Linked DNA regions of Homo sapiens: region 2 is linked to region 1. The links are chromatin loops, found by intact Hi-C in ENCODE. Cell type or tissue: dorsolateral prefrontal cortex. All regions are shown on one strand.

Region 1 (2,500 bases):
ATTCTTCAAAGTACTTGGAACTACCATTTACTGCTAATGGAATTACCATTAGCAGTTCCATCACTGGGTATATACCCAAAGGAATACAAATCGTTCTACCGTAAAGACACACACACACCTATGTTCATCACAGCACTATTCACAATAGCAAAGACATGGAATCAACCTGAATGCCCATCAATGGTAGACTGGATAAAGAAATTGTGATACATATATGCCATGGAATACTGCACAGCCATAGAAAACAGTAAGATCATGTCCTTTGCAGCAACATGGATGGAGCTGGATGCGATTATTGTAAGTGAATTTAGGAACGGAAAACCAAATACTACATGTTCTCACTTATAAGTGGGAGCTAAACATTGAGTACACATGGACACTAAGAAGGGACAACAGGCACCAGGGCCTACTTGAGGGTGGAGGGTGGGAGGATAGAGGATAAAAAAACTACCACTGGGTCCTGTGCCTACTACCTGAGTGACTAAATAATCTGTGCACCAAATCTCCATGACACACAATTTATCTATATAACAAACCTGCACGTGTACCCCTGAACCTATAATAAAAGTTTTTAGAAAAAGAAAAACAAATGCTCAAAAAATGTTAATTTTGAGAAGTGGACAAATCCCTCTATCATAAACTATGACTTTCCATAAACCTCATAGTTACTCTCCCAAGACAGTTTTCCCAAAGAGCAATCTGACTTTGTTGAGTGGTTTGTTAGGTAACCTGTATATATGCAATTTTAGATATGAGAGAGAGCCTTTAACTCTGGAAAAATATACAGTATTTCCCAAGCATTTGGGTAGTAGAAAGACTGTTTTCATGCTTTTCCCTAATGAAACTTAATTAACAAATTTTCCATCCTCCCTCATTCCCTACCACTGAATTAGTCTATGTCTAATCAAGTCTAGAAATGTCAAGGAAATTACCTCTCCCTTTTTAAATTCAGCATCTGGGTGAAATTAACTCTTGAAAAAAAATAGTTTTGATTTGATGGCTGGTTGATAGGCAATGACAACAGAGGCTATGAGAGTTTTGGGCTCTGCTTACAGAATCATTCACATGGAAAATGACAAGCTGTAACTGCCCAGGTAAAAATCAGAATTCAGCAACTACTGTTGAGAGTTTTCAAAAATAACTGGAGAGCAAGTTTTCCACAGCCCCCAAGTGAATTTCGGATGGCATTTTATTTTATGTCCTCTTTGGATTCTTTAACTGAGAAATCCCCTAGTTAGGAGGAAAAAAGCAACAACAAAAATGTGTTAGGCATGTGCAAGTGGAGAGTAGATTCTAAGTGAGGATATTGCCCCCTAGTGCTGAAATGTAGCCCAACCAGGAGCACCCCCACAAAGCACAGCTGAATATGGTTATGCAAAAGTCTCAAATTATTCATCTGATTTGACTTATTTGTGGATGCTCAAAAGAATTAACATATTAGACAGTGTTAGGCAATCTGCAGCTAACAATAACTCTTGCCCGTTTGAGTACCAGTTGGAAAACTTCCAGGGACTGTGATCTTATGTAAGTATAAGGTAGAGGTGATGACACTTTTAGAAGTAGCAGCTCATTTTGGTGAAGAGTTTTGGTTCATGAAGATTTTCTTTCACATTTGTGGTAAGTGGTTAATAATTTTACTGTTTGAATCTTGCCAATAGGATTTACAGCCAGTTGTCTTTCATGAAAGATAAGCTTGTTATACTTTTTATATAACTTGTATTAAGTATTGCTAGTATTAAATTCTGTATACAACGTCAGGATATTGAATTCAGTTTTTTAAATTTGGCCAACATGTGAGTTTGTCTTAGGTATCAGGCAAATGGCTTATTTGGGTTTTGTTGTCAGGGAGAGAAAGTTAAAATGGCTTCTTCATCTCACAACCTGTGTTGGTCAGGGGCCAACCAGGAGACAAAAACCACACAGTAATTTGAAAAGGAAAAGCTAAAGTATTAACTATGACCAAGGATTCGAATAACAGGGAATTGGCTGGTAAGAAGTAAAGAGAATGTTAAAGAATACAGAAATAGCAGTTACAGGGAATAGCCACTGTCCCTGGCACTGACAGAGAGCACCAACAAAGGTGCAAATTTCAAAAAAACATCCCCAAACCCCACCACCTCTACCGCCTGTCAGGTCTCCTGGCTGAGATCCAGACCTCAATGGAGAGGGTATGGGTGTGGCCATGGTGCTAAGATGCCAGGATGGTGACACTCCTTAGAAATGCTAAGGGAGGCTGGGTGCTGTGTCTCATGCCTGTAATCCCAGCACTTTCTGAGGCCAAGGTGGGTGGACCACTTGAGGTCAGGAGTTCAAGACTAGCCTGGCCAAAATGGCAAAACCTTGTCTCTACTAAAAGTACAAAAATTAGGCCGGGCACAGTGGCTCATGCCTGTAATCCCAGCACTTTGGGAGGCCAAGACAGGTGGATCATGAGGTCAGGAGTTCGAGACCAGCCTGACCAACATGGTGAAACCCCGTCTCTACTAAAAAAATACAAAAA
Region 2 (2,500 bases), 150 kb before region 1:
TTCAGCTGCAATTCTGAATTCTCAATTTGCTATCTTGTTGAGGGAAATATTATTAAGTCTCTAATCTCTGTGAAAGAATATCTCCTGTCTGCCTTTTCTTTAATTGGTGTAGGTCCAATTCTAAAACAAATGTGTGAAATGTGGAAAATAGGTATATTTAAAATTTTTTTTTTAGCTATTGAATGTTTCATTTACCTTGTTTCATTACTTTCTTGACATCCTTAAGGAGTTGTGTAAGGCATGTCTTCTTACTAGGAAATTGTGTTTCTTGAGATTTATGTGGAATTATTTCTCTATCCATAAAATATAAATGTTCATTTTAAAATCAGAAAGTAGCCACATTCCTCACTTGAATTCTGTTTGCTTAGGGCAAAAACTTTTAAAATGAGGATTAGAAAGTTAAGAAGTTAAGAACATGAGCAAATCAGTTTTGAAATATATTTAAGAAGCATAATCATCATTAATAGTATGGTGATATTTTGGCCCAAGAGCTGTCCTTTATTATACCTAAATATAATTTTGAATGCAATTTTATATTTCACAATACAGTTTATTGCTTTTTATGAAAAGCAACTCCCCTGATTAAAATAAACCTCTTTAAACTCTCAAACTTTTATATTCCATAAGTTTATAACCGTTTTTTAAAGAATATCTAAATGTACTATCTTTCAATGCTTGACATATAGTTGGTTTTATGAGCTTAATAGTAAAACACTAAGTTTTAAAGTGACATATGACTCAGTCATCAGGCAAGAGTCAGCTTAATAAATTTTCATGTACAAACGTGCAAATAAATGAATTATTCTTCCTTATAGTTGATAACTATAGATACATTATATTTTCTAATAACACACTTCCTGCATACTTACACATAAACACACACACATATTACATCCATGTACATACTCCCATTTTTGCTGCCTTTCTCATCTACCCAGTTTTCATTTTTCTTCAGTAACCTCAATTTTTATGATATAGTGCTATCTAAAGTACTTATGTTAAACAGCATAAACAAGTTTGACTCTATAGTTCTACAAAAGTATATTTACCAAATCAGTAGTTCTTGATTCTGACTATGTGTCAAACCGGGATTGTTTTTCTTTTTAAATACAATTTTCCAGGCCCTATCCTCATGCTTTTTAACAGGCATGGGAGGGGAGATGCAAGAGGCATCTCTGTTTTTTCAAAATAGGCAATTGATTCTGATGGGCAGCCAGACCACACAAAGAATTTTCAGTTTGTTTTGCAACTGTTAAATAGGAACACTAGATGGTGCTGTTTGATAACCTGGAAAGAAATTTATACTGTACCCAGAGTATGCATTCAGCGATAAATTTACAATGAATTGTGTGTGTATACTTTCTTAATTATCATGAAAAGGTATGCTTACTAGAATTCCAAAGGAAAGCACACAAGAGCAGACAAATATTGACAGAAACCGCAAAAGAGTACCTAATAAATATTTTTAAGTGGTGAATTTTTTTTTTTTTTTTGAAATGGAGTATCATTCTGTCACCCAGGATGGAGTGCAGTGGCGCAATCTTGGCTCACTGCAACCTCCACCTCCCGGGTTCAAGCAATTCTTCTGCCTCAGCCTCCCAAGTAGCTGGGACTAAAGGTGTGCTCCACCACACCCGGCTAATTTTAGTACTTTTAGTAGAGATGGGGTAGAATTCTCCATGTTGGTCAGGCTGGTCTCGAACTCCTGACCTCAGGTGATCCACCCACCTCGGCCTCCCAAAGTGCTAGGATGACAGGCTTGAGCCACCGCGCCCGGCCTAAGTGGTGAAAAATTAAGTGGTGAAAATGTTACCTCCTAATGAGCATCATTTTTTAAAACATTAGGATTTAAGTGTGTGACTGATAACTCAATTTAGTAAATGAGTAATTTTCTTGATTTCTTAGTTACTTCATCATAGCTTTTCATAAGAAACAGGAGAATTCTCTTACTGTAGAATAAAGTATAAACTTTAGAATAAACTTCTTTATCCAGTTTCATAGTCCACAGGTGATTAAGAAGAAGGCAAAAAATACTACATTGTCTTTTCCCTATACTGTGACCGTGGTGCTTAAGATCCAAACACTTTTTTCATGACAGTATACAGTCTTTCTGGAAAAAAAAAGAAAAACATTTTTACTTTAAAAAAGCTTTCCTTGATAAATTGCAACAAAAGCTATTCATTTCTTCCTGTTTCACTTTTGATAAAATACAATTAACTGATTTTGAATGGTTACTGTTTATTAAGCCTTGTTTCACTTTGCTAAGTACAATCTAAACATGTCCTTTAACCTTTACAAGAAGCCTGAAGTATATTACTTGCAATATGTTATTGTTACTAGTTCAAAAATGGAAGAAACTGGCTCAGAGAGGTTGTTACTTGCCTATAGAACTCATTGATAGGAAGAATAGGATCCTGAGTTTGATTCCAAGTGTCCATGCCATAATCTCCTAACCTTATATGGTACTTTTAAGTATTGATATTTCTGCTGCTTTTCAGAA

Evidence for each region. A loop is a pair of places that touch in the nucleus more often than their neighbours do. Peaks named below come from ENCODE experiments on the same cell type or tissue, not always from the same donor. Only the 100,000 strongest peaks of a DNase experiment are listed, where the experiment ranks them.
Region 2: a loop joins it to region 1, with 11 times the contacts of the local background. A loop is called at or near these places in 84 of 110 quality-filtered maps.

Annotation. Positions count from the first base shown.
Region 1 is chr5:115,097,099-115,099,598 of GRCh38, reverse strand. No RefSeq gene overlaps it. Among named protein-coding and RNA genes, the nearest start is that of TRIM36, 72 kb to the left of the region's middle. In dorsolateral prefrontal cortex, CTCF peaks have their summits at 1,137 and 1,336 (motif pointing left); no DNase peak of the experiment used is centred here; H3K27ac peaks cover 858 bases.
Region 2 is chr5:115,245,349-115,247,848 of GRCh38, reverse strand. The region is part of intron 2 of PGGT1B (protein geranylgeranyltransferase type I subunit beta); the gene reads left to right. Among named protein-coding and RNA genes, the nearest start is that of PGGT1B, 16 kb to the left of the region's middle. In dorsolateral prefrontal cortex, CTCF peaks have their summits at 1,088 and 1,288 (motif pointing right); no DNase peak of the experiment used is centred here.